2 separate regions of the Homo sapiens genome follow, and region 1 is linked to region 2. A link is an interaction called in ENCODE POLR2A ChIA-PET data of the cell type or tissue named here. Cell type or tissue: PC-9. All regions are shown on one strand. Links, peaks and the distances in the headings refer to the core of each region. The heading gives the core; the rest is flanking DNA.

What was found. ChIA-PET counts read pairs that join two places held together with the same protein. Peaks named below come from ENCODE experiments on the same cell type or tissue, not always from the same donor. Only the 100,000 strongest peaks of a DNase experiment are listed, where the experiment ranks them.
Region 1: POLR2A ChIA-PET joins it to region 2 with 28 read pairs; 5 of 35 experiments call an interaction of 5 or more read pairs at or near these places.

Annotation. Positions count from the first base shown.
Region 1 is chr19:14,973,864-14,977,980 of GRCh38, forward strand. All of the region lies in intron 1 of SLC1A6 (solute carrier family 1 member 6), which reads right to left. Among named protein-coding and RNA genes, the nearest start is that of SLC1A6, 3.9 kb to the right of the region's middle. In PC-9, for the core only: no CTCF peak of the experiment used is centred there; no DNase peak of the experiment used is centred there; H3K4me3 peaks cover 639 bases.
Region 2 is chr19:15,043,769-15,051,290 of GRCh38, forward strand. CASP14 (caspase 14) reads left to right here and starts at 5,712. Exons shown (of 7, transcript NM_012114.3): 1 at 5,712-5,877. In PC-9, for the core only: no CTCF peak of the experiment used is centred there; no DNase peak of the experiment used is centred there.

The DNA.
Region 1 (4,117 bases), core at 1,618-4,117, 70 kb before region 2:
GGTGAGCAACAGGGAGAGCGGGGAGTCAGGAGAGCGGGGAGTCCCTTGGGAATGAAATGATAATGATTCTTGGCCACAGTGTGATGTTCATGAGCCCCTCTGGGGTGGCAGGCACTGTACTGATGTTTCCCAAACTGCAGGCTTTTGCGTCTCCTCTTTATATTTGGCCATATCCATGTGTCCTTATTCACTTACCTAAAAAACAGTACCGAACCAGGCGTGGTGGCTCACGCCTATAATCCCAGCACTTTGGGAGGCCGAAGCGGGCAGATCACTTGAGCTCAGGAGTTCGAGACCAGCCTGGCCAACACAGTGAAACACCGCCTCTACTAAAAATACAAAAATTACCCAGGCGTGGTGGCAGGTGCCTGTAGTCCCAACTACTCGGGAGGCTGAGGCAAGAGAATCACTTGAATCCAGGAGGTGGAGGTTGCAGTGAACCGAGATCGCACCACAGCACTCCAGCCTGGACGACAGAGTGAGACTCTGTCTCAAAATAAAAATAAATAAATACTTTTAAAATTAAAATTAAAAATGTATCTAAAATGGAAACTTTAGACCCCTACTTGAAATGTGAATTATATTTTTCATCAACATTAAATAAAATGCATATAAAAATTAAAACTTGCCCATCTGTCTACCAACTAAACACCTCACGTGTACAGGGCGGCTCAGAAATTGTGATTTTCATGGGCCTGAGGAACTTTTCTCTTTGTGCACCCCTTCCTTCATTAAAAAAAAGCCTACATTAAAATTCTATTTCACAACTGCATTCATATAAAGAAAAATATGTTATTTCAGAACGAGATAGAGGTGACAATTATTGCACAACATAATGAAAATACTAGATGCTATTGAATTATATGTTTTCAAATGGTTGCTTTTGTGTTATGTGAATTCCCCTCAATTTTAAAAATTGAGCCAGCTGCTGTGGCTCATGCCTGTAATCCCAGCTACTTGGGTGGCTGAGTGGGGAGGATCACCTGAGCCCAGGAGTTCAAGACCTGAGACAGAATGTCGCTCTGTCAACCAGGCAGGAGTGCAGCTCACTGCAGCCTCCAACTCCTGGGCTCAAGTGATCCTCCCACCTCAGCCTCCAAAAGTGCTGGGATTGTAGGCATGAGACACCGCACCCACCCTAAAAAAATTAAAAATTAAAATGAATATGTTAATATTCTACATTATAACATTCTTTCACCTAAATGCTTGTTTCTGTCTTCTGATTTTGAAAGAGATGAAAACATCAGGGAAATAGTAGAATTGTATTAGAGGCTGGGAAGGGTAGGCGGGAGGAGAGGATGGGGAGAGGTTGGTTAACAGATACAAAACTACAGCTAGATAGAAAGAATGAGTTCTGGTGTTCTGCAGCACCGTAGAGGGACTATGGTTAATGATCATTTATTCTATATTTTCCAAAAAGCCAGTAGAGAAGGTTCTGAGCATTCACACATTAAGAAATGATCAATGTTTGAGATGATGGATGTGCTAATTACCCTGATTTGATCTTTACGCATTGTATGCATGTATCGAAATGTCACTGTATCCCATCAATATGTACAAGTATTTTGTATCAACTCAAAATAAAAGGGAAGCAAAAAAAATGAAAACGGCCAGGGCGCAGTGGCTCACATCTGTAATCCCAGCAATTTGGAAGGCCGAGGTGGGCAGATCACTTGAGGTCAGGAGTTCGAGACCAGCCTGGCCAACATGGCGAAACCCCATCTCTATGAAAAATACAAAAATTAGCTGGATGTGTCACACGCCTGTAATCCCAGCTACTCCAGAGGCTGAGGCAGGAGAATCGCTTTGAACCCAGGAGGCAGAGGTTGCAGTGAGCCAAGATTGCACCACTGTACTCCAGCCTGGGTGACAAAGCCAGACTTTGTCAAAAAAAAAAAAAAAGGAAAAAAAAAAAAGAAAGAAAGGAGGGAAGGGAACGGAAGGGAAGGGAAGGGGACAAAGGGAAGGGAAGGGAAGGGGACAAAGGGAAGGGAAGGGAAGGGAAGGAAAGGGAAGGGAAGGGAAGGGAAGGAAAGGGAAGGGGGAAGGGAAGGAAAGGGAAGGGGACTTTTCTGTGGGTCCCTAAAAGCACTGTGTGCTATAGGTACTATACCTCCTAACCTACACTGTTCTCATAACCAAGAAAGGGTGGTGCCCTTCTTCCAGGCATACTGAGAATTCTGTTCTTCCTTCTAGACCCACTCTTAGGCTCCCTCTCCCATGGGCTCCCTTTCGATCTACCCAGTGGAAAGGACAACAGTATGGAGATTTCTCAAAGAACTCCATCCCATCCAGAAACCTCCCTACTGAATATCCACCCCAAGGAAAACAAATCATTGTATCAAAAGGATATCTGCACTGGCATGTTTCATCACAGCAATATTCGCAATCGCCTAGATATGGAATCAACCTAAGTGTCCACCAATGGACGATTAAAGAAAATGTGATATAGATAAGTTTATCATATTATAGATAAATAGATCTGTATCACATTTATATCAATATCACATTTTCTTGCTACATTGTTGATTACAGTATTTTATCTATGTTTCATTATGTATATCATGGAATAGTAATCAGCCATAATAAAGTGTCTTTTACAGCAACACACATACAACTGGAGGCCATTCTCTTAAGTGCAATAATTCAGAAGCAAAGTGTAATACCACATGTTTACTTATTTTTAGTATTTTTGTATTTTTAGTAGAGACGGGGTTTCACTGTTGGCCAGGCTGGTCTCGAACTCCTGACCTCAGGTGATTCACCCACCTCGGCCTCCCAAAGTGCTGGGATTACAGGTATGAGCCACAGCGCCCGGCTGCCCCCCATCTACTTCCTAAGGGATCAAGGCTCCCTGATATTTTTTCTCACCCGCACCCCAGCCACACCCCCAGTACCTGAATTCAACCAGGTCGAGCTGCAGGTTTCTTGGAGGTCTCAGTTTTACCAGTACGTAGGTCCCTGGCCTTTGTGTTTTGCTGCCACTGGCTTTTCTGGGATCTTCCTTGCCCTCCTCAACTCCCCACCATATCCAAGGGATGGGAAATCTGCCCTGATTTTCCAGATCCTGCGTCCTCTAGAGCTAATCCAAATTCCCAATGCCAAGCCCCACTTAGGATCCTGCTCCAAATGGACCCATCTCCTGAAACCACAATGCTGCTTCTCCTTGCTGTGAAAAAAAAAAAAAAAAAAAATCCCAAAGAGTGAACCACAGACTACACAGGGAATCCCTCTGGGATATTATGTTTCCAGTCCCTAAGCCACAGCAGGAAGTTGCCTGTAGATACCAAGGGAGATCATTCAGCTAAGATCTGAACAGTCAGGAAAACTCCCGAGGCTAGAGTTTTGTCCGGTTCCTTTCTCTTCCTTACAAGACATAATACGGTATTGACAAACTATGGTCTGCTAGTCAAATTCAGCCTACTGCTTGTTTTTGTAAATAAAGTTTTATTGGCACACAGCCACACTCATGCATTACCTATTGTCTACAGCTGCTTTCAAGCTACAATGCCTGAGTTGAGTTGTTGGGACAGAGATTGTACGGGCCACAAAGCTCAAAATGTTTACTCTTGGGCCATTTGCTGAAAAAATTTGCTGACCCCTGGAGAAGAGCAGACAGCACTTAGCATCTGTGGGCCAGACGCAGTGGCTCATGCCTGCAATCCCAACACTTTGGGAGGTGAAGGCTGGAGAACCGCTTGAGCCCAGGAGTTCATGGCCAGCCTGGGCAACATAGCCAGACCCTGTCTCTTTTTTAAAAATTAAAAATTAGCCAGGCACGGTGGCCTGTGCCTGTAGTCCTAGCCACTCAAGAGGCTAAAGCAGGAGGATCGCTTGAACCCAGGAGTTTGAGGCTGCAATGAGCTATGATCGTACCACTGCACTCCAACTTGGGTGACAGCGTAAAACCCTGTCTAAAAGAAAAGAAAACAGCATCTTAGCACCTGATGACCATAAAATAGTTGCCAACTGTGGTTGATAAAAAGCAGAAACCTAACTCACACAAAATTAAGAATAGAGTAAAATGCTACAGTGTGAGAATGTCTTACTATCAATTTTTCTCAGTCCTGTCTGCATCACTTATAAGTATATACCATCATGATTGTCAATTAATAAT
Region 2 (7,522 bases), core at 1,998-4,497:
ATCCTCTTTATTTTTTAATTGACACATAATAATTGTACATATTCATGGAGTACATAGTGATGTTTTGAGGCATATGACATACAGTAATCAGATCAGGGTAATTGACATGTCAATCATCTCAAACACTTATCATTTCTTTGTGTTGGGAGCATGCAATATTCTCCTTCTAGCTGTTTGAAACTATGTAATATATTATTGTTTACTGTAGTTACCCTACAGTGCTGTAGAACACTAGAACTTATTCTTCCTACCTAGCTGTATTTTTTGGTGGGGAGATAGAGCGGGGGACAAGGGCAAGTAAAAATGCCATAAAATGTTTCTACCATTTTGAAGTTACCTTTATCTTTCTTTTTCAATTTTTATTTTAAATTCGGTGGTACATGTGCATATTTGTTACATGAGTTTATTAATCCATTTTTATACTCTATAAAGAAATACCCAAGACTGGGTAACTTATAAAGGAAAGAGGTTTAATTGACTTACAGTTCCCCATGGCCGGGGAGGCCTCAGGAAACTTACAATCATGGCAGAAGGGGAAGAAGCACGTCTTACGTGGTAGCAGGAGAGAGAAGTGAAGAGCAAAGTGGGAAAAGCCCCTTATAAAATCATGAGATTTCAGGACAGCTCACTCACTATCACGAGAACAGCATGGGACAACTGGCCCCATGATCCAATCACCTCCCACGATGTCCCTCCCCCAAACCTGGGGATTACAATTCAGATTACAATTCAAGATGAGATTTGAGTAGGGACACAGAGCCAGACCATATCAGTGGCTACACTACATGATGCTAAGGTTTGCTGTATGAATGATCCCATCACTCAAGTAGTGAGCACAGGACACAGTAGGTAGTTTTTCAACCCTCACCCCCTCTCCTGCCCTCCTCCCTCTAGTAGTCACCAGTGTCTATTGTTTCCATCTTCATGTCCACGAGTAGTCAATGTTTTGCTCCCACTTATAAGTGAGAACATGTGGTGGTTGGTTTTCTGTTCCTGCATTAATTCACTTAGGATAATGGCCTCCAGCTGCATCCATTTTGCTGCAAACGACATCATTTTGTTGTTTTCTTTCCTTTTCTTTTCTTTTTTCTTTCTTTTTTTTTTTTTTTTTTTTGAGGCAGAGTGTTGCTCTATCGCCCAGGCTGGAGTGCAGTGGCACGGTCTTGGCTCACTGTAGCCTCTGCCTCCTGGGTTCAAGCAATTCTCCTGCCTCAGCCTCCCCAGTAGCTGGGATTACAGGCATGCGCCACCACGCCTGGCTAATTTTTGTATTTTTAGTAGAGATGAGGTTTCACCATGTTGGCCAGGCTGTTGTCAAACTCCTGACCTCAGGTGATCCACCCACCTCGGCCTCCCAAAGTGCTGGGATTACAGGCATGAGCCACGCAACCAGCCATGATTTTGTTATTTTCTATGGCTGCATAGTATTCCATGGTATATATACACACACCATATATATATACACCATATACACACATACACACACACACACACACACACATATATATATAACACTTTTCTTTATCCAGTCCACTGTTGATGGGCGCCTAGGTTGATTCCATGTTTTTGCTGTTGTGAACAGCACTAGCTGTAATTTTGTATCCTTTAACAAATCTCTCCCTATCCTCTCTTCCCCCTACCATTCCCAGCCTCTAACATCCTCTGTTCCACTTTTTGCTTTTACAAAATCAACTTATTTAGCTTCCACACATGAATGAGAACATGTGCTGTTTAACTTTCTGTTTCTAGCTTATTTCACCTAACATACTGTCCTCCAGTTCCATCCATGTTACCACAAATGACAGGATTTCATTCTTTTTATGGCTGAATAGTATTGGGGGATGTTGATTTGTTGTGGTTTTTTGGCTTCATTTTGTCTTGTTTTTAGAGAGCGAAGTGTTAGACATCTTCCAACACATCATTGCAAACACTCCGAGTCCTGACTGATTCCCCTAAGATCCAACTTTCTTAACGGACCAGACCCTGTCAAACAATGAGATTTCAAGGAGGAAGAAGACAGCAAAAGCATGCTTTAGCTAAAATTTTGGCATGGGGTAAGTGTAGGATGTTATGTCCAGTTTAATTTGGTGTTTTCCTGGGTTTTGTTTCTCTTTTAGTGAAAAGTGTGTACTTTTTATGCCATTGCAGAATTGATTCAATAGCACCACTGAATTGTCGGTCACGTGGATATGTTCAGTTTGAAAAAAATTATCAAGCTGCACATTTAAGAGTTGTGCACTAGGCCGGGTGCGGTGGCTCATGCCTGTAATCCCAGCACTTTGGGAGGCCAAGAGGGACAGATCACGAGGTCAGGAGTTCGAGACAGGCCTGACCAACATGGTGAAACCCCATCTCCACTAAAAATACAAAAATTGGCCAGGTGTGGTAGTGAGTGCCTGTAATCCCAGCAACTCGCGAGGCTGAGGCAGGAGAATGGCATGAACCCGGAAGGCAGAGGTTGCAGTGAGCCAAGATCACGCCACTGCACTCCAGCCTGGGTGACAGAGCGAGACTCCGTCTCAAAAAAAAAAAAAGAAAGAAAAAAAAAGAGTCGCGCACTTTTCTTCACATAGGTTATTCTCAATAGTTGTTTAAAGAACACAAAAAAATTGAGTTTGTTCCATATGTGCTAACATGGAAAGATGACCCAGACATAATTCGGTGAACAAGGCAAGTAACAGGACAATTTTGTAGAACGGGCCCACCTATGTAACTAACACTGCGAATGTGTGTAAGTCAATGCGGCAATAGGCACTGAAGGGAAATTGCTCAGTCTTGTGCCTGGGCTACCTGGAAGCAAAGGGAAGAATTGGAAGGATGAGAACAGGCCAGTTTTGCTAAAAAAAACATTTCTGTATTGCTAGAAAGTTGCACTACTAGGAATGGAATTAAAACATGCATCAGGCTAAGCGTGGTGGCTCACGCCTGTAATCCCAGCACTTTGGGAGGCCCAGGCAGGTGGATCGTTTTCAGCTCAGGAGTTTAACAACAGCTGGGCAACATGGCAAAACCCAGTTTCTACAAAAAACACACAAAAAATTAGCCTGGCATGGTGGTGCACGCCTGTAGTCCCAGCTACTGGGGAGGCTGCGGCTGGAGAATTGCTTGAGTCCGGGAAGCAGAGGTTGTAGTGAGTTGAGATCATACCATTGCACTCCAGCCTGGGCAACTTAGTGAGACCCTGTCTCAAAAAAAAATCCACATAAAACTTGTACATAAATATGTATAACAGCATCCTTCAAATAGCCAAAAGCCTAACACAACTGAAATGTTCCTCCACAGATGAATAAATAAACAAAATGAGGTATATCTGTACAATGGACTATTATTCAGTCAGAAAAAGGGATGAAGTTCTAATATATGCTACCATGTGGATGCTATCTTCCTCCTCCTTGAAATCTCATTGATTTATAGGATCTGGTCAGCTAAGAAGGCTGGATCTTAGGGGAAGGAATTGGAATGGGAGTGTCTGCAATGGTTTGCTGAAAGACATCTAACACTTGGCTCTCTAAAAACCAAAACAAAATGAAACAGGAGACAACAAACCAACATCCCTGCAATACTGTTCTTGAAAACATCATGCTGAATGAAAGAAGCCAGACACAAAAATCACATAGTGTATGATTCTATTTCTGTGAAATATCCAGAACAGGGAAACCTGCAGAGACAGAAACTCGGCTAGTGGTTGCCTAAGGCTGGGATGTATGGAGAGATTGGGAGTGATAGCTAAAGGGTACTGGGATTCTTTTGGGGGGTGATAAAAATGTTCTAAAATGAGCCAGGTGTGGTGGCCCGCGCCTGTAATCTCACACTTTGGGAGGCCGAGTGGGGAGGATCCCTTGAGGCCAGAAGTTCGAGACCAGCCTGGGCAACACAGCAAGACTTTGTCTCTACAAAAAATCTTGAGGAAAAAAGTAGCAAGGCATGTACGTGCACACCTGTAGTCCCAGCTGCCCAGGAGGCTGAGGTGGAAGGATCGAATAAGCCCAGGAGTTTTAAGCTGCAGTGAGCTGTGATCGCTCCACTGCACTCCAGCCTGGGTGACAGATCTTATCTCCGAAAAAAGAAAAAACAAAATGTTCCAAAATGAACTGACGCAATGGTTGCATCACTGTGAATATATTGAAACCCACTGGATTGCACACTTCAGGTGGGTGAATTGTATAATACGTAAATTATATCTCATTTAAGCTGTTGCTATCGAACCGAGTTTGTTCTTCCTCTGTGCAGCAAGCCAATCAATGTAATGACAGATTTTGCAGAAGAGGAAGAGTTCGTTCATGAGGCAATTAAGCGACGAGGTGGTAAAACAGGTCTCAAATTCTCCTCCCCAAAAATAGGGTTTGAGGGTGCTTATGGGATAGAAAACGGGGTGATCTAAAGTACGGAGAAAGGTGACTGGCAGGTAGGGAAGGTGAGGTAATCAGAATTTCTGAGCAAGCATGGTTGAGCTACATGGCTTTAGATAGGACATTTGTGCAAAAAATAGCATTTAGCATGATCTGAAGGTGGAGTTTACGGCCCTCTGATATCAGCTACCCACATAGGTGCAGTTGAAGGGTCAGTGATCTCCACTGGCTTAAACTAAACAAGAGCTGCCTCCTACCTAGTTCCTGAAAAACAACTTTAAGCACCCATTACTATAGTGTCCCACAGACAAAAATGTTATCTGTAAGGAAGCCAGTGGGAGTTTAGTTATGCATTATTTGGCTACGTGACTTGCTAGTGGCGCTTTTAAGATCAACTATAAGTAAGCAATTAAAAGTAAGTAAGCAATTAAACGCAAGGCAGATTAAGTCTGGAGGGCTTAATCAGGTTCGCCTTTGGTTTCACTATTAACATAAGAAATAAAATGAAACAAAATGGCTGAAAAATAATAAGAGGAGGAGGAAGAGAGGAATCATCATGATGCATCAGTTAAGGCAACTGGGCTGGAACATTTTAGGGGTTGTTTGTTTGTTTTTATATTTAAGACAGAGTCTTGCTCTGTCACCCAGGCTGGAGTGCAGAGGCACAATCTTAGCTCGCTGCAGCCTCAAACTCCTAGGCTCAAGCCAGCCTCCTACCTCAGCCTCCTGAGTAGCTAGGACTATAGGTATATGCCATCATTTTTATTATTATTATTATTTTAGTGACAGGGTCTCACTATGCCCCGGCTGGTCTCAAACTCCTCACCTCAAGCGATCCTCCTGCCTTGGCCTCCCAAAGCGCTGGGACTACAGACGTGACCCACCACACCTCACCCCTTATAGGGTTGAATGCCAACTGTGCCAATTGCTGACCTTGGGCAGTCATTTCACCTCTATGAGCCTCAGTTTCTCCATCTGCAAAATGGGAGCAAAAATACTGATCTGTCTAGACTCTTGAAGACTCGATGAGATAATAACTAAGTGAAGTCGGTGTTATCTACACAGTGGAAGGTGAGATGAATAAACTAGGCATAATGATGATGGTAATAACCAGATGGGCTGGCTATGGGATGGGGGTTGGGAGAGGTTGTGGCTGGGCTGGCACAGACATCTGACTCATTTAGACTCTCTGCCTAGGCCACCTTTGCCAGAGGGAGTCCCCTCAGCCTTGCGATCACTCATCCCATTGGCGTTGGCTCCATTTCCACACCACAGCTGTGTGCCAAGGGTGTGTCATGAGGTTTCTTGAGTGACAGAAAACTCACCGACAATAAAGGGCCAGGTGATTGTGCCACCCGATTCATAGACCAGGCTTCTCAGGAGAAACCCCGGGAGATTCCACACTGTCAGCCCCTTCTCCAAGATCAGTACGTGGGCCTGACTCCTCCTCGGTGCCCAGCTCAGTATTGGCAACTAGGAGAGTAGTGAGATTGAACTTGGCCTTGAGGAACAGCTGCCTCTAGAGTTGGTAAGTGATTTGGTGGATATTAGCCTCTCTCTCTCTCTCTCTCTCTCTCTCTCACACACACACACACACACACACACACACACACACGCACATACACACATACGCTCCCTCTCCCTTCATGAATTAATGCTCTGGCCAGTTTTGGCAGAATGGAAGAAATTTCCATCCATCCCCTCTTTCTTTTCATCTGTTCATTTTTTTCTTATTTGTTTACTCAGCAAATTCTCTCCAACACCACCTCTGTGCTCCCTGCCACACTGTTGGCCATGATGGAGACAGAGATAATGAAGTCAGGCTTTCAGTCCTGAAAACTGAGCTGCCAGTTCAGCCATGAGAGTAAGAATCAAAAACACTGCTGTAATTCAAGTAGGAGCAAGCAGAGCTGTGAGAGTCCAGAGAAGGAAGAGGAAAGTTCCAGGAGGTCAAGAGGGATCCTAAAACCTACCTGGGTCACCATTGCTGTTAAGCACCTAGAGCTCTCCCCAGGTCCTTTGCGGATGGGAAAATCGAGTCTCAGAGAGGAGAGTGAGATGCCGAAGGTCACACAGCTGGGAAGGGACTGAGGCAGGATTCGGTTCTGGCTCCAGGGCTATGCTCCTTCCACTTCCTCCCTCACAATCTTTGGCTCCTCTTTCGTCACAGCACTTGCTGTGTGTGTGTGTGAGTGTGTGTGTGTGAGAGAGAGAGAGAGAGAGAGAGATTTAATATTCATTTCTGTCACAGACTAGAGCTACAGAAGGACAGAAAGTCAGGGAGCATGTCTGTCTTACTTAATGGATTCTAAGTGCATAACACATAATAGATACCCAGAAAATATTTGCTGGGTAGGTGGGTGGGTGGGTGGATGGATTGATGGATGGATGGATGGATGGGTGGGTGGGTAGATGGATAAGTAAATAGGTGGATGGATAGATGGAAGATAGAGATGATGGATGAAGGAATGGATAGAAGGAGGGCTAGATGGAGGGATAGTTGGAAGATAGAATAGATGGAGGGATGGAAGACAGAGAGAGATAATGGATGAATGGATGGATGGATGGATGAATGAATGAGTGGTTGGATGAATAAGTGGATGGATAGATAGATGGATGGGTAGATAAATGGGTTGATGGAAGAATGAATGGGTATATGGGATGACTGATTAATAGATGGGTAGACAGACGGATGAATAGATGTGTGAGTGGGTGGATGGATGGATGGATGAGTGGATAGATAGGTAAGTGGAAAGATAAATTGGTGGATGGGTTGATGAATAAAAGGATGGATGTTAAATTGGATTGATGGATGACTAGATAGATGTGCGGGTGGAAGGATGGGTGGATGGGATGACTGATTAATAGATAAGTAGATGGACAGATGAATAGATGGAAGGGTGAGTGGGTGAATGGATGGATAGATGATGAATTAATGGATAGATGGTAGATGGATAGATGAATGAATTGATGGGTGACTGGATAGATAGATGGATAAAAACATAGATGAATGGATGGTTGATGGGGGAAGGCATAGCAGATATTATGCCACCAAAATTGTCAGAGAAGGATCTAGATAGAAAAAAAAAAAGCATTCCCGGTGGGGTGCAGTGGCTCACATCTATAATCCCAGCACTTTGGGAGGCTGAGGTGGGCAGATCATGAGGTCAGGA